2 separate regions of the Mus musculus genome follow, and region 1 is linked to region 2. A link is a loop called in an ENCODE intact Hi-C map of the cell type or tissue named here. Cell type or tissue: heart. All regions are shown on one strand. Each heading gives the region's core, and the rest is flanking DNA. Links, peaks and the distances in the headings are about the cores only.

The links. Peaks named below come from ENCODE experiments on the same cell type or tissue, not always from the same donor. Only the 100,000 strongest peaks of a DNase experiment are listed, where the experiment ranks them.
Region 1: it touches region 2 in a loop (6-fold over the local background); 6 of 42 quality-filtered maps call a loop at or near these places.

What each region holds. Positions count from the first base shown.
Region 1 is chr6:8,173,364-8,182,701 of GRCm38, forward strand. It overlaps Col28a1 (collagen, type XXVIII, alpha 1), which reads right to left. Exons shown (of 35, transcript NM_001037865.1): 2 at 2,869-3,029; 3 at 1,803-2,359. The coding sequence starts at 2,992. Among named protein-coding and RNA genes, the nearest start is that of Col28a1, 15 kb to the right of the region's middle. In heart, for the core only: no CTCF peak of the experiment used is centred there; DNase peaks (open chromatin) are centred at 958 and 5,248.
Region 2 is chr6:8,089,007-8,098,344 of GRCm38, forward strand. It overlaps Col28a1 (collagen, type XXVIII, alpha 1), which reads right to left. Exons shown (of 35, transcript NM_001037865.1): 16 at 8,020-8,088; 17 at 4,057-4,125; 18 at 2,835-2,903. Among named protein-coding and RNA genes, the nearest start is that of Gm35384, 94 kb to the left of the region's middle. In heart, for the core only: no CTCF peak of the experiment used is centred there; a DNase peak (open chromatin) is centred at 5,365.

The DNA.
Region 1 (9,338 bases), core at 622-8,621, 84 kb after region 2:
ACAATAAGATACTCTGCACATTCCCTTCAATAGGAATCACTGCATCCTGTTTGGTATTTTAGAGCTGAAAGGTTTCCTCTTAGAGGCTCTTACATGATACTTCCTATGAAAGATGCTAAGGGATTTGTCTTTATTCAGCTTGGTTCCTGAAAAAACATCTATTTATTCTGGACAATTGTGTCCAGTAAAGCCAACTAAACTGAGCATTGCAATAAAAATGAGTAGGCTGCTGACCTCCGCAAAAGAACCTAAATTCATTTCAAAATTAGTACTTTCAGTATAAGGAGCCAAACACTGATGGGTACATACAATATGGGTTTATTTCTGTAGAATGGTGTGAAGTGTTTACTCATCCTGAGTGGTGAAAGTCAGGTCAGGAGCTCTAGGGCTGGGGAGAGGGGGAGAGGGATCACAAGGAAGTTTGAGTAGGCATTTCTAAGTGATGGAAATGTCTACATTATAATCATGTTGGTGGTTACATGACTGTGTGTACCTGTCAAAACCCATGGAATTGTGTGCTTTAACGCATTTCTATTCTGAAATCATGCCTACATTTTTTTAAAAGCCTAACCACATAAGAATTTAAATATAAAAAAGTTAAAATGTCAGCTAAGAATGTAATTAAATGAGGAATTTTCTCAAGGATCTGGTTTAAAAAAAAAAAATTCCGGTCCTGCTTTATAGAGAGGGACAATGAATGTTGGTGTGCTTTTCTTTCAAAAGCTGACTAGTACTCTGGACCTGGAATGCATCTGGAAAGCAGTATCTCCCTGTCAAGGAAGGGTTATTCCCAGAAGTGACATCTGAGCAAACAAGCTGAAGTCACAGGGTGCTAAGGAAGTGGAATCTCATTGGTCATCTTCTGTTTCCCTAGAAACAGTCCTAGCCCGAATCCACTGCCAAAAGCTCCTCTCCTCAGCTGGGCAGGAATCTCAGCAAGGATGTATCTAGAGGAAGTAGCAACATCCTGCGCCTGAACATCTGGCCAAACAAGGAGCTGTCTGCTCTGTGCCTTCTGGAGTCAGCCCTTCTCACACTAGAGATGAAGAGGGGGAAGCAATGACAAGCTACCATGATGGACAGCTGAGAGGAGTGATGCCTGGAGCCAAGGGCACAGGCAGGGCTAGAGACTGCAGGGCTAGCACCTTAAATTTCATGTGAAATGTCTGCTCTCAATGAGACTCACCTGGGAACAATGGGCTAGGCAATGATTTCTGACTCCAGTCTAAATTGGCTCAATCCTATTAAGGATTACCCTCAATTAGTTAACCAAAATAGTTTCTTCCTTTCTTAGATTGCTTTGTCAAGCAATAGTAAAAGTAATATAGACAGGCTTGTAATGTATAAGAAATAAAGACAGAAACACATTTAAATTGCAAGTCTGAATTTTAAAGTATTATGACATGGAAATAGGTAAAATGGTCAAAGATAATCATGCAAATGGGAGATAAGGAAGGACGAAGTTAAAACAAATAAGGCCGACCACAGACTGATAACCGAGGAGTGTAAGTCAACAATGTATGGGATTTTAGGATAAGTAAACAGTAGACTATGGTGTATGCTTCAAAAGCAATCATTCCCAAATCGTCAGGGTATGACAAAGTTAGGGATGTAGCTTCAGGGAACAAACTTCTGATATTCCCAGTAGATTGTCAAGGTAGTGGAAAGAAAATCCAGAAAGTTTCATGTTCTGTATCCAATGAGAATCCTACGTTGTCAATGTTTTGTATCTACTGTTAAATAACTGCAATATGACTATACAGCAAGGATATATATATATATATATCCCTCTAGGTACCTACCAGGCGTTCCTGAATTCTGTCTACAAGTGTTGGGTCACTCAATAGTAGAACGGGTTCATTGGAAGGATCCCCAGATATCAAACGAAGTTTGGCTTCATTGACCACAGTGGAAAGTCCAACGGTGATAAATGATATTCCCAAAATTCTAGCATCTTCAGAAATACTTTGGACATCTGGGCTCTTGGGATGATCGATGCCATCAGTCATCAGCAAAGCCACCTTCACGCCATCTTTACGCCCTTCTCTTTTAAGTAGCCTTGTGGCATTGGAGATGGCATAATAAGAAAAGGTACCTTGCCCAATTAAATTCAGAGACTTGACCCGCTGCTTAAATGTCCGGAGATCCTTCCAAGAAGACAAGGGTGGATCAATCTGGACCGAGCTGCTAAACTGAAGGGCTGCCAGCTTGATGTCATATTTTAATGAACGGCCAGGAGTCAACTGGAAAATCTTCTCACTCAAGCTGTCCACAAAATCTTTCTGATTATCAAAGAGTACAATTTTGGAGCTTTCTGAGCTGTCCAAGATAAAGACAACATCTATGAAGCAAATGGCATCTGAAAGAGAACACAAAGGTTATACCACTTAAAGCATTAAAAAAAGAAAGTGCAGCATATTTTTAAAATTAAATACTAGGAAAAGGCGTCAAAAGGTAAATCAAAAAAATGTCTGTCTAACAGTTGGGTTACATCATATTAGTACCTTGAAACCAAATGAGAAAATGTGTCTGCATTCATCATAGGAATAGAACAGGAAAAGAAACTTTTCAAAGTTGAAAATGAATTCTAGATCGGTTTCTTAATAGCTGACTTGTCTCTGGCCTTAAATATGTCATTTAAGTGTTCTGATTTACAATTGAAGTTAAAATGAAACAAAGTGTTCTAAATCTCTAAAATCTAGATACTTAGGGCTTATTACTACAGTGGTATAAGTTTATCAAGCAGAATATTACATGTATACTACACATGATTTGCTATTTAAACCAAACACTATTTTAAAATCTTATGTTAGTGATTTCACAGGCTAAAACTAAAACTTTAAAAAAAAATGCTTTCTTTTTTTTTACCCTGGAAGTCATTTTTCCTTGCAAGTGTGTTTGGCTTTGGTCCTTTCTTTCTTTGTCCATACACTGCTTGAGTCATAAAAGCTGGCAAAAGCAGAAGACAGAAGGCAACGTCTCTTCTCCTCATTATGGTAGATGGTAAAAATTCATCTGCCTGGTAACACCTTGAAATGGAAAATTCAGTTATAAATACTTCCATAAAAGGTAATATTTACCTTTTCTCTTTTATTGAAAATAATTTTCCTCATTTCTTGATTACGGTTTCTCCTCCCTCTATTCCTCCCAGTCCTTCCCCATCTCCCTTCCCACCCAGATCCATCCCCTTCCTGTCTCTCATTAGAAAACAAGAAGGTGGGCTGAAGAGATGACTCAGAGCTTAAGGGCACTGACTGCTCTTCCAGAGGTCCTGAGTTAATTCTCATCAACCACATGGCATTTCACAACCATCTGTAGTGGGATCCAATGCCCTCTTCTGGTAGGTCTAAAGAGAGTGACAGTCTAAATAAATAAGTCTTTAAAAAAAGAAAGAAAAGAACAAGAAAACAAACAGGTTTCTAAGGAATTGTAATGTGATGAAAAAAGAACCCAAAAGAAGGCACAAAAAACCGAGACTCATTTGTACACTCTAGACTCCCATAAAAACACCAGCTGGAAGTCATAAAATATACACAAGTTACCTGTCAGGCGAGAGAGAGAGAGAGAGAGAGAGAGAGAGAGAGAGAGAGAGAATAAATTAATTAATTAACTAATTAAACATAAATAAATAGTCTCAAGCCTGTAGAGTCAAAGGCTGTGATTTGGGCCAACAACATGGTAAGTTAAGGAACTTGACACCAATCATGATGACCTGACTTTGATTCTCTAGGACCCACGTAGTATAAGAAGAGAACTTCAGAAAACTATCCTCTGATCTTTACACACACACACACACACACACACACACACACACACACACACACATACACACACACACACACACACACACACACACATACACACACACATACACACACACACACATATACACATACACACACACACATATACACACACACATATATACACACACACATATATACACACACACACATATATATACACACACACTGACTCACTCAAACACAAACACACATACACACACACACACACACACACACACATACACACATACACATATACACACCATGACTCACTCAAACACACAGAGTAAGGAGAGAGCTAATTTCAGAAAGCTATCCTCTGAACTTTACACACACACACACACACACACACACACTGACTCACTCAAACACAAACAAACACACATACACTCACACACACACATTCACATTTCAAGTAAAACACTCACACTGAGATTTTTAAAGTTTCTAAGCTAAGCAAGTCATGGTACCATGACCAGACATTTCTTGGTAAGCATTCACTTCTATCGAAGTCATTGTATTTAAGCAGCACTACTTTCTTCCTATATTACAGAGAGCTTGGAATAGGGAATGCCATTGATCAGTTTCTCAGTCCCACACTGTTCTGGGACTATGCTTCCATCCCAGTATCTGCTTTATCATTTCCAGATCGCTCAGAGTGAATTCAGGTGACTGCATGTTTGTTATATTCATTTTTACTATAACTGATGCTTAGCAAAGCCAACTCTTTGGGTCACACAGAACCACTACGTTTTCAGTCTTGCTGTGATGTGCACACAGCGTCAGTGAATCAAGTCAAGTTAGAATAAAATTCTTCCTCAGCTTTCCATAGCTCCTTTCTCTTTTCTTTTCTCTTTTCTCTTTTCTCCTTTCTCTTTTCTCTTCTCTTTTCTCTTTTCTCTTTTCTCTCTCCTCTTTTCTCTTTTCTCTTTTCTCTTTTCTCTTTTCTCCTTTCTCTTTTCTCTTCTCTTTTCTCTCTTCTCTTTTCTCTTTTCTCTTTTCTCTTGCTTTGGAAAGTTTATCTTCATCAGGTTCCACAGTGGAACTGCATATCTAATGAATAAAAATTAATTTGACTACAAAACCCACTAGGTTTGCTTAAAAGAGACTTCCAAGCAAAATGGGGAAAGATCTGAAGTCAGAGGCCTACCCCTTTAACCCAACTATTTTTTTCTATGTAAACAATGAAAACTCTAATTCTCTATTAAAATTCTCAGTCATCTGTATCAGTTCAATATGCCCAGCTGCACACACAGTGATGTTTAAATCCACAGAATTTCCTGACAAAAGGAGACTGATATGTTGCTAGCTCAGGATACCCAAGGGAACAGGAACAAAAGGTTTATTTAGAATTGACAATCGGCGTGGTTTCCGAGTGCTTGCCTCCTTCGGCTGCATTAACTCCACAAGGTCTGGAAAAGGAATCACATTTTCCTCCTTTTGGCACCTTGCCTTCAGAAAATGTGAACTGGAAATTCACGACCATGATTTTTCCAGACTCTTCAATCCAGGGTGGGAATAATACATGCAACGGCAGTGATGGGTGAGCTGGGAGACGGACTTCTTTCAGACAGGCAGATGGATTAAATCCCACAAAGAAGCAAAACTGTTTGGCTGGAGATAACGCTACTGCTGGCTTCAGGCCACTGTTTCTTCCTCAAATAGCAGGCAGCAGGAAGCTTATTAACAGAACTTCACTTCTGTGTGAAGCACCTGTGTTGGCGCATGTGCTGAGAGCAATTGTCTAAATGTCAACCAAGCTCTCGACCAGCTATACTAAGATCTGAAGGCAGTGGGTAGTCAAAGCAAAAACACAAACTAAACCCCACTAGAACTGGGCTAAGGAAATAGAACATAGAAATGGCACCCCTGTTTTAGCCAAGGTGAACATGAAAGAGCTGCTTCTTTGATTCTGAAGCTTAGTGAAAAGATAAAGTTGTGTAGACACACACAGCTGCTACTGCATTTTCAGAGGGAAAAACAAATCATTAATGTTATACAGGGGTTTTCTTTCTTGCACCCATACCAGGAGAAACATCTCAGGCATTCCGGACCATAGAACTTAATCCTCATGTGTCTAATAGCCACTGACACCACTCAAGCATGACAATAACCATAATATCTCTGTGTTATGGTTTCTTCTGAGGCTGTTGGTTAGGCACCTGACACAAACTTTTTTGCTTTCCTGTGGGGTCCGCAGGGAATCCTCTTGGCTTTATTTTTCTTTCTCTAGCTTTTCCATTCTCTTATCTCCCCGACCTCCCTGACTCTGTTAGACACTGTGAGAGGTCACCCACTTCTAACCACTTTCAGAGCATCCTATTGCCTGAGTTCTTAATAGTTCTTATCTTTTAGAAAGATGTACAAATGATTAAAAGAGATAGAGAGTACAGTTAGTTAAATGACAGAAATTAAAACCTCAATGTCAATATGGCTATGGCTAAATTTTATTTAAAATGCAGCTCTTTTGACAAATGCTGTATTTTGAAATTTTACCTAAAACTTATTTCAAGTCAATTAACAGGGTCAATACATTCAAGAGACTATATTGTATAATTTTTCAGAAATAAAACAAATTTTAGTAGATTTTAATAATTTTACCTCAGTATTTGCATTTTCCTGGTTTCTACATGAAGACAAAATGATTGGATAATTTTTATTCAAATTTCTAAATTAGTCAAATGCTAAAATATCCTAAAATGAATTCTGAATTGTAGAAATCCATTTCAAATTTTTAAAAAGTTCCCGCCAAAGATATTAACATTATTGTGCTACAGTTTAGTAGATTGTAAATTTAGAATAAAATTTGCAAAAGGAAAAATTAAGTATCTTTAATATTTAGTCTTAAGTTTACATACTTAGCCAGTATTCATGTTTGTCTAACAATTGGTTTTGAGTCACAGCAGAGGGCAAAGTTTTCAATAAGTTTTCTTCACATGACAAGATCATCAGCCGTTTATCCTTGCACAGTTCCTAGATGGAGTTTAAGGATTAAAACCAAGCAGCTCTGTCTTACCTTAGGAAGTCTGTCAGACAGGAAAGAGAACAGTGTAGCAGATGTCCACAGCAAGGACTATTGCTAAGTAGAGTTAGCTATTTGATATTGTTTGGTACTCTGGGAAATAATTGTCTTTGCTTTTGATTTTTTTTTCAATCTCTTATTCTTGTTTACTAGAGTGGTCAGGCATTTGGCCAAGGTGCAAGATCTGGGTGGGATCAGTAAGCAACTTAAAGGAACAGCGTCCCTTTAGACTAAGTCTGTGTTCTCCAGGCTACTGTTCCGAAAAAGAAAAAAAGAAATAAAGAAAAGAGAAAGTGAGCAAATTTTTTACATTGTAAGTGTCGATCGACCATCTGCCTGTGTTTCTTACACTATATCCTTGGTTTGATTCCTGTCTTTCTCTTTGCTAGGGTTTGTTCTCTGAGACACCCTTTAGAATAGCAAACACTCTGGAGTCATATAAATGACAGCAGACTCAGATTCAAAATCTTTTTAAGAAAATGAGCAGATTAATAATTTCTGAAGTTGAATAATGAGCATGTAGCTATTAGTCATTCAAGTCTTTCTACTTTCTGATTCTTGAAAAAAATTTTATACAAGAACGTTTAGGTAATATTTAGTTTTACTTGAATTCTGACTCTGCCCCTAACCTCTATGAGAGCCTTGCTCTCCCGTGTATCAATGAGGCAGGGCTGCATGTGTTATGATGTTTTCTAACTGTAACTGTAACTGGGTGAAAACCTAAATAAGTTCTCCAACTCTGCTGCTTTTAGCTGATTTTAAAAATCACTAACTTTGGAGATGACAGACTCTCCCACTGACTGAAAGTGCTAGAGGTGTCACCACTGACTGGAGCCATCTGGCAGGTTGCAACTGTTCTATGAAAAGTTGCACTTCACTATCTTTTCGAGTGACAGTTGTCTTTCCCCCTCCCCAGGGGACCATTTTTTCCTGTTCTCAGATTAAAGATACCTTTTAGAATCTGAGGGTGCACAACTTTGATCCCAGCACTTTCGAGGCAGAGGCAGATGGATCTCTGAGGTTGAAGCCAGCCTTGAATGAAAAGGTGTATACCACCATGCCCAGCCAGCACAAGACTTTCTAATAATTACCTTATTCTTACATTTAAAGAAGCCAGGCACACCAGAAGAAGGCTTCAGATCCCATTACAGATGGTTGTGAGCCACCATGTGGTTGCTGGGAATTGAACTCAGGACCTCTGGAAGAGCAGTCAGTGCTCTTAACCAACAAGCCAGAACAACAATATCAACCAAGTAGACACCCCCCCCCCAGAGCTCCCAGAGACTAAACCAACAATGAAAGAGTACACAAGAAGGACCCATGGCTCCAGCTGCATGTGTAGCAGAGAATGACCTTGTCTGGCATTGATCAGAAGAGAAGCCCTGGGTCTTGTGAAGGCTTGATGTCCCAGGGTAGGGGAATGATAGAGCTGTGGGAGGGAGTGGGTGGATGGGGGAGCACCCTAGTGGAAGCAGGGAGAGGGGTGGTAGAGTGGTGGGTTTTCAGAATTGAAACCGGGAAAAGGGATAACATTTGAAACATAAATAAACAAAATAACAAGAAAGAAAAGAAAGAAAGAAAGAAAGAAAGAAAGAAAGAAAGAAAGAAAGAAAGAAAGAAAGAAAGGAAGGAAGGAAGGAAGGAAGGAAGGAAGGAAGGAAGGAAGGAAGTCAGGACATCTAGTGACCTTGCCAGGATATAGCAGTTTGTACTTTAGGAAAAGCAGCCCACTTAAGTTTGTAACTGTCTTGGTATCTACCTATCTGACAAACCTCCCTAAAATTCCTACCTGAGCCTTTCACCTTCAGGTACTAAGCAAAATGGATTTTTGCTAGTGAGAGCCCCTATCTTTGGAATGCTGGATTTCCTAATAGAACTTTTTCCTTGCCTAAACACTTGCCTTCAAGTCAATGGCCTTTTTAAGTGACTGGAAAAGAACTTGGATTTGTCATTATTTATAGTTTTATTTGCTTTATTTACAGTGGTTGATATTTTGAGATGTCTATCCCAGAAGGGGGTCTTCGCAGCTGGCCCTTTGTCTTTTATTCTTATTTTCTAACTTATGCATTCAGTCTATGGTGAAAGGACCTTACTGCTCTACAAATGACTAGGCTTCCTCTGAGATCCATAACAGCGTGATTATTGAAGAAGGAGATATATGTGTTGTTAAAATTATTTAAAATAGTTTTCTTACTAATTTCATTAATTATTCTATGTGGGTCTACATGTGATGGGGTTTGTGCATGCCACGGTATATATTAAGAAGTCAGAAAATAACTTCATAGGATTGGTTCTCTCCTTCTATCTTTTCACAGCTACTAGGGATAAAACCCAGGCTGTCGAGCTTAGGCCACTTTGTGAGATTTTACCTCTGAGCCATATTTTAGATCCTATGGTTACCATTTTTTAGGATGGCTGACATTTTAACAATATTGATGCAATAACAATATAACAATAAGAACCTCTCGAGATCAGCAAGCATGTGTCAGTCAAAGTACTGAGTGTTTCACATACATGTCACCATCTGCACT
Region 2 (9,338 bases), core at 986-8,985:
CTAAAAAAAGTTTACCTAAAAAAGTTGTGTTTACTTAAAAAAAAGAAATGGTTCAACAACTAAAAGCTCTATTAGTATATCAGGTTAACAGTGTAAAAAGGGCCAGGTGTGGTGGTGCACACCTTTAATCCCAGCACTCAGGAGGCAGAGACCGGCGCATTTCTGAGTTTGAGGCCAGCCTGGTCTACAAAGAGAGTTCCAGGACAGCCAGGGCTATACAGAGAAACCCTGTCTCGAAAAACCAAAAAAAAAAAAAAAAAAAAAAAAAAAGGTGTAAAAATGAAAAATTACTACAACTATTTTAGTAGCCATTGAAGTTGACAGAAATTCATTATTTATTTATAAAAACTTAGCAAAACTTTGATAAAAGTTGAAATAGAAGAGGATTTCTTTGACCTAAGGGAGTATTTCAAAGATATACTTTATCATGTACTTTTATTTTTATTCAAATAATATGACGATAGGTAAAAGGAAAGGTAACGAATACATCAATCAGGAATAGTAAGTGATTTCATAAAGTGACTTCATATGAATCTCGACATGCCAAAAACTAAAACAAAACCAAGTAAACAAACCAAGTGCTTCTCCGATAGCCTGCAGTAGCTAATCAGAAGGTGTTGGAAAGAGAATTATTCGTACTGCCTAGATTTCTTTTGGGGAGCCTAAGAATGACTTTATGGGATAGAAGATCTCTATAGAAGAAGTGAAAATATTTTCCTGAAAAGTTAGAAATCCTTACTCTGTAGTTGGAAGAGCTCAATAGCTAATCTGTAGATTTGATAAGATATTTTATTAAATTTGACAAACCAACCTAATCCTAAAATGTACTAGAATGAACAGTAAGCAAGAAAGATAAGTGTATTCCTGTTATGTGATGTTGTTTTTTTTTCCCCTTGAGAAAGGGTTTTATGTATCCCAGGTTGACCTCTAATTTGCTGTGTGGCCCCAAGAATGCCCCTGACTGTATGTTCTCTTGCCTCTGCCTCCTGAGTGCTGGAATTACAGACATGTACCACCACACAGGCTTACATGGTGCTGGAGACTGAATCCAGGGCTTCCCACAGGCTGCCCACATGCTAAGCAAGCACTCTACCAACTGAGCTGTATCCCAGTGATAAAACATATTTTAAATTAGGAAGAATCAAGACAGGAAGGCAATAGTACATAGAAATACAAATAGACAGCGGGAACAGAACAGAGATCTAAATATTGATTACTATTGACATATACAGGTAAATTGATACAAGATATGGGCGCCGTTACAAACCAGTGTGGCAAAATGGTGTTTTCAACATCAGAACAGAGACATGTTGTCGATACAGGGAAAACCAGATTCCTCACACTGACCCCTTCCATACACACAAAGGTAAAAGACAACTTTAAAAAGTGAAGAATACATTTTTCAGAAAACTACATGGGAATACTTTCATGACTTTAAGGTGTTTTAAAATAATATTTTAAAAGCACAAGACATAAAATGAGAGAAACACATCAAAATGTCAAACTATACACTAAAAGGATAAATGACAGTTACAACTTAGGGAAAGATATTTGTAATCCTGCCAAAAAAGCTTAGTATCCAGACATATAAAGAACTCTAACGATGAAAACCTAGCATAAAGTACTAAAGATCTACAGAATCTACATAAAGAAAATTGAAGGTCCCCTGAGCACTTGAAAAAGCTGTTCATTTAGTTTCCAGGGAATAAAAATTAAAATGATGAGATGTATTTTGGTATATTTCATATTTTTTTCAGTTAAGACGAGGCTATGCTGTGAATATGAAGAGATGACATGGTATCCATGTGAGACAGGATTCCTGCAGCATCCAAATAGAGGACTGGGTGTTCTGTGACTTTACAGTTGCACTTTTGTGTGGTTTTTAAAAGACTGGCATATGCAAAGGAAAATGTGGTTATGGTAGCGCATAAGTGAGACAGGAGAAGCACATTAACTACCACAAGCTGGAAAGAGAGGAAACTTGAAATGAGATGCTGTCATACAGTGAAGTTCTTTTTAAAGTGACAGAACCTTAAGATTACTGAAAAAACTGGAATTTAAACCTATGTGGTCTAACTGAAGATCCTTAACATACTGTGGACTGTCTCTCTAAATTGACATAAAAATTGTATACTACATGTGTATACATGTACCCATATGTATATTTTTATGTCTGTGTACACACACACACATATATATATCATAATTAGCATTTAACATAGTATATATTATATCAAAGCCATGCAAAAAATAATCTTTTATTGTTTATTAATATAGTAATTATAACTATAATGATGATAATAATAATACAATGTTAGGATATTTTGTAATTATCTCTTTATATATATGTGATATGTATGTTCTTGTTAAGCTTACATCTGATATATTCTTCTACTACCCAAATGTTTGTAAGACTCTGCCAGTGATAACCAAACAGTGAAGAAGTTCAAAGCTCAGTGTAGCTCACTAGAGTCTATATACCTTCAGGTTAAGTACAGAACCTATGACGGGTACAGCAAGTAGCAATTCACCCTTGACCCGTTCAGCAGTGTTTGAGGCATACCATGTGGTCAAAAGCATTCAATAACAACCAAGATGAACAAGGTTCCTGCCCGGAGGAAAGCAGGAATTCCCTAACAACTCCTTCCAATAGAAACACCAAGGAAACTGAGCAAGTAATGACTATACTTTTCTTCCATATTTTAAAGTTAAGAGAAACAAAGTATACACCTTCAGATGATGGATGCATGCTCTTCCTTGCATTCAGGAGTGAAGAAAACCTTACACTGTATAATGTACATGTCTTAGTAGCATCTTAGAAGCAATCAGCTCACCTTTGGACCCTGTACTCCAATGCCCATTGGTCCTCTAGGCCCTGTGGGTCCCATCTGACCTACTTCTCCCTGGGAAGGAAAGAATATTTAAATATTGAAGCAAAATAAAACTAATACATTCCTGCCTTTGATTTCCTCAGAACTTTTGTATATCAACAAAGTAAAATGATCAAAGTAAAAATATACTTAATTCACATACATACATACACACATACACACATGCACAGACACAGCCAGCCTGGTCTTCAAAGTGAGTTTCAGGACAGCCAGGGCTATACAGATAAACCCTGTCTCAAAACAACAACAACAAAAAAACAAAAAACAAAAAACAAACAAACAAACAAACAAACAAAAAAGTTCCCTTATCTAATAGTTAAACATACATATGGAGAGCCCAGGTGAGCAACAACCAGAGACCATCCTGAGCTGTCAGTGATGAGCCCCAAGTAAAACCTCAAATGACACACACCTATAATCTCAGCACTATAGAGGCAGACCGACACAGGGTGATCCTGAGTGTCAGAGACTAACCTAATCTACATAGAAAGATCTCTTCTTCCCCACACACCCCCTAAAACAAACAAATAAACAAATCTAAAGGGTAGAAATGATGTCTTTCTTCTTATATGTGTGCTCCACGGTGAGCAAGCACCTCTGAGAAGTACCTTTCTTATCTGTCTATCATCTATCTATCTATCTATCTATCTATCTATCTATCTATCTATCTATCTATCTATTTAACAACGAATTCCTGAAAAAAGTACTGATAGTAGCTAATTACATACTAATTGCCTCTTCTCAAGGGATGAAAAAGGATTCCAAATTAAGAGATAATCTGATTCCAAAGTGCAAGGTAAACTCTTACTCTTTAGATTATTCTGTCTCCATCTTTTTCAGGTTCTAGAACTTGAACCCACTGTGGGAATACCGGTGAGAATGCAAGGCCACCAGTCCAGAGAATGTTGCCTATTTGCACTGCTAGAATATGCTCTCAATAATTAAAATATAAACAATATATAAATAAAGGCTATGCAAATAAAAGCATCCATCATAAAGCAAAAAGAATGTTAGACTAAGTCATTAATAATATCAGTATTATTTGGCATAGGATGTTCTGATTTTCAAGTGAATTCCATCTGTCCTTTTGCAGTCATTGAACATTAATCATAAACAACAATTATACCATAAATATACTAAACATCTCTGTCATTTAGAAAATTACCTTAGGACCAGGTGAGCCTTGTCCTGGGGGTCCTTGAGGACCAGGTGGACCAGATGGACCTTGGATCCCCTTCAGAATAAAAGTTTTAAATGTTAGTGAAATTAAGACATGGAGAACAGTCTTGTGTCTTTTAGAGTGAAAGTTTAGCTCCCCATAACAAATTGACTGGACAGCTGGAAGCTTCTAGTCAAATCCCATTGCTTAAACCCAATGTATATCCTTTCCTTCTATGATAGTAAGAGAAATTTTAGTTAACCCACATGTATACTTGGAATAAATCTCATGCTTCCAGTAAACAACTTTAATCCCAGGATTTGGGAGGCAGTAAGAGGACAATCTCTATGAGTTTGAGGGCATCCTGTTCTATATAGTGAATTCCAGAGCAGTCAACGCCTACATAGTAAGACCTTGTCTCAAAAAAAAAAAAAAAAAAAAAAAAAAAAATCAAAGTACATGCTGCCTCATAGAGGTCAGATGTGGTTAAATGGACCTGGCTGTGGCTGTTAGGATGTGGGTGTGGAATGATGTATGCACGTTCCCATTCATTCTGAAGGAAGAAGGACTCTGTCCTCCTCTTCTTCCTGTGAATGGAGTTAAGCCACGTGGTCGTCTCAGACCACGTAGATGAAGATAGCCGCCCAGGGAGACAGATTAACAAGAAAGAAGATGCCTGGACCCTTGACAACACTCATGAACACAGCCTCTGCCCAGCCTGAAATTTTCAATATAAACAGGGAAATTCCACAGTGCTAAACAAATACACAGCTTTTTTTCTTCCTGCATGTATATATGACACGCAGAGAAGTGTACTTTTTTTATTGGACGCAATGGCATATTAAAGATCTGGACCCTCCAAAGCAAGCTGACAGACATGAAAGTGTAACATGTTTAAATACACAACTCCTCACCACACTCTGTAGGTAAATTGAGGTAGAGGAGTATAGGACTTACCAACTTCTCTTCTGGACAAATTTCTCTAGCTTACTAGGCGTTTTCTTTGTAGAGGATGGGAAGGGGTTTGGTTGTGGCTCCCTTTACTGACCTTAGAAGGAGGATTTCAATGAAGACACTTATACTTTGATTTGGGTCAGGGGACACAGGGGACTGACTCAGTCCCGAGGAACCTAAAATAGCCTATGGGAGCTCAAAGAGGCCAGACTGGGATCATCCTGTGTACCCAGATTTTATCAGAGCTGAGGCATGTAAGAGATTCCTGTTGATGAAATGCATTACAAGGAGGAGGCAAGGGTGGCTTGGAACGGTCTTGAATCTCGTCCAGGTGACCAAGAGGACAAAACAACCGCAACGGAGAGAACAAAGCCTCAGCAAAAACAGAGGCTGATAGGAAGTGCAGCTGGAGGAAAGTTTTCCTCCACATCCTAGGAGAATGGCCAAAGGGCCAATGAAAGAGTCGCACCAGTGAGAGGTCAGAGCATTTGTCTCCCAAATCTTGACAGCAAAAGCCATGTACCGCAGAAACAATCTAGAAAGAGCTTTCATGTTCTCCTGCCAAGTCTCTCTCTACCTCAGCTTAGGAGAAAAGAGAATGCCTCATCGCCTCCAGCCTGTACCACATAATGAAGATTAAGAGGAAGTTAAGAGTCACCAGGTGCAGTTTTGTTCCCAGATACCAAACTATTATTTGATATTTGCAACATGCAGCAACCTTACAACTGCCATTGTGTAAAAGTGATCCAAAGTGCTCAGCTGGAAACTTCATTAAGTGGCAGGAAAGAGAAGACATAACCCCCACTGGGAAATAATTATTAAAGACTATCAAGAGGAAAACAATGAAATTATGCTTGCTTGCATCCCACATCCTGTAACTGTAGAAACTGTGTTTACAGAACATGTTAATTAATACTTACATAATACAAAACATTATCCCTTTTGCTCCAGTTAGATAATATAGCTGCTTGTCTTTTGTAAAATATAGATATCGGAGTTGGAAAGTTGGCTCAGTGACAAAGAGTACTGGCTAATCGTACGGAATATTTAAGTTCACACTGGCAATCATCTGCACCTCAATTCTGGGGAATCTGGTGCCTTCTTCTGGCCTCCACAAGTAATAAGCATGTATGTACATGTATGTACATACATGTAGGGAGCACTCACACATATAAAATAAACAGCAAATAGCATTCTCTTGCGTATGATTGATGAGACTGAGCAGTCCACATCAGTTAGGGGAGCTATAGTAGTTCTAAGAAGGAAGTTTTCTAAGTTTTATAGCTACCCACAAGTATCACTCAATGATACAGGGAACAAAGTACCATAGCATGTACATGGGGCATTTGTTTCAATAGGTATTGTAGAACCATACACATAGCTGTATATTATTACCTACATTTTATTTTATTCTGTGAAACATGATTAAGTTTCTAAATATATAATGAAATTTACATGCCATCCAAAGGACATTGTCTAAGGGTTGCTAGAAACAGATTTAATAGATGAATGGAGAAATATATTTCTATAAGCAAGTAATGCAGGAAGAAATGATGAGAACAAGAATAGGCTAGACTAAGGCTACGAGCAGAACTAAAGAGATTAAATTTATGTAGTATTTATGCCATTTCTCTTAAAAACAATAAATAATGCTTTCTTGGTACAGAGAAGTTTACAAATACTTCATTCCATTAATTCTCCTACCCATTAAAGATCAGCCCCATAAAGGCATTTTGACTTTAAGTTTTTTTGTTTTGTTTTGTTTTTTATTTTCCTTTGTAATGAAGAAATACTAACAAAATAAATAAATAAATAACAATCTCCATCAAGAACTGGCATTAAAGGAAACAGGAGTCCAGGAAGCCACAAGTGGGAGGTTCAGAACTCACAGACCATCTGGACGGACTGGTCCGTCTTTGAACTCATCTGAGTCCCAGATTTGTATCTCAGCCCCAACAAACCACAAAACTCAGGATGTAACAGTGCTGCCAGGATCCCAGGACCAGAAGGTATCCCTGCAGGGCCCAGCAGGCAAACTGCAGGGCTTGTGAGTCAGCCCAGCCTCATCAGTAGCCAGAATGCCCAGCTCTTAATTATTACCTCAATACTTAGTCACTGAACGACCTTGATTGTCTTCTGCACCTTAAAGCTCCTAGCATATTAGACTGGGAACTCTGCCAAGCATGAGGAAGTGAGAAAAGAAGTATCTGCCAGCCTTACTGTTTCTTGGGATGACAAATATGTAGTAATAATGATAAAGAATTCTTAGAAATAAACTTGACATTACAGGTCAACAATGAGATTTGGAATTCCCTCACTTTCACATCTTTTGCTTCCCTCATCACTCGAGGTCAAGGAAGTACTACGAAGTCTCCAGGCCACATCACTATTCAAACCGTAGTCATAAATTCTAATCCAATGTGCTTGCCACTTTGTAACTAGGGCAATAAATCTGTATTTGCTGGGGGCTTTCATTAAATGAGAGTGCATGGCTAAAGGCAGAGAGTGAACAATAGCAGAGAGCGCTTGTGTCCTGGCTCCAAACCATTAACATTTGACAGTTTTCTGCCTTCCCCAAGTATTCAAGGGTTTTAGAAGCAGTTCTAGCTCTGAGCACAGACATCCTTTCCTTCTTCTGACCATAAGAGGACCCATGTCCTTTACAAATAAATCCCACTGTGGGCTTCTATTTGGGATGGATGTCTTTGAATTAAGTCATCACTTCCGATTCTGGTACTTAAGTAATAATATTATAGTTAGGTAGGTGAATGGTTGGGGGGGGGGGTAAAACAAAAAACATGGCACCAAGAAACACGTAATTTATTTGGTTTTTTACTCTCTGAAAGTTCTAAAATTATAATAGCCTCATGATACTATTGGGCCCTTTCCTGCATTATTCTGAATGTAAACCCCACTGGAATTCAATTGTCACATGAACACCGATGCTTGCCGGCCTAAACACAGGGCTGAAATGAAATGTTCAGTGCCAGGGGAGAAGAAGCAATCACTGCTTACCTGCTCGCCTTGGCTTCCGATGCCAGGAATTCCCGCTGGCCCCTGCGGTCCCACAGGTCCCAAATCCCCCTGTCAAAATATAAGTAGACAAAAGTTCATTTACCCAGGTCTTCATAATCTAGAACTAACCTAGACTAAAATCTATCTTGATGCTTTCAACAAATTCAACACGGAAAAAATCCAATCTTCTCATCCTTTCTATAATTTATAGTCCAAGTGTACCAAAACAATTAGTGGTATATTCATTTTTTTAATCTAAATTTTTTATCTTTAGTGAAATTTGTATTATCTATTTTAGTTTTTGACATTATAATATAATTACATCATTTACCCTCTCTCCCTGCCCTGCAAACCTTCCCATATACCCCTCCCTGCTCTCTTTCAAATTCATGTCCATTTTTTATTCATTGTTCTTATACACATATATGCCTATGTGTATGCATAAATATTCCCAAATACATAAGAACAACCTAGAATTTGTATCAATTTACATTTATTAGCCATTGCCATTTCTCTCACATCCTAAACCATCTAAAGTTACTATAAAGACTAAAATCTTTCCTTAGGAATATATTTAATAATATTTAAACATATAAAATTAATGAAGTGTGAGATAAAATGAGATTTGAGAGACAAACTGGTGAAAAGTATTTTTAAATTCTTCCAATAATATGTCAAAAATTAATATGAAAGGCAGCAAAATGAAGGAATTAAAGAAATTTCTCTGAGAAAACTAAGCTGAAATGGCCAGGGAGGACAGGTGTGGTGGTACACACCTCTAATCCTAGCACCCAGGAAACTGAGGCAGGCTGATCTCTGTCTCTTGCTAGTCTACATAGCAAGTTCCCAGCCAGCCAGGGTTGCATAGTGAGACAGCACTATCTCAAAAAACAGCAATGTGTGTGAAGAAACAGTATTGACCATTTCACATCTTCCTTCAAGTTTTTTGTTTTTGTTTTTGAGTGCTCACTATGTCCTAAGAACACAGGTCAAACATGGGGAAGAAAGGTCCAAACAGCCCCAAGTTTCCATCCTCAGCAGAGCTTACGGGACAGAATGATTAAGGACGGGTAAAAAGCATACTATTTTGAATCCTAAGCAAGGGAGGCATAACAGCTCTAGAAATGCTGGGCAGGATGGCCTCACAGATGAAAAGGAAGGTAGACATAGGAGGGAAGGATTTCAGACAGAAACAAAAGTAAGTGGGAGGATAATGGCTCACTGGATCGGAAACAGCAAAGAGACAGCATGGGTGGGATGCTTGTCAATGAAGACAACTTCAGCCAATGATGTCAGAGAAGTATGGCAGTGAGCCTGGC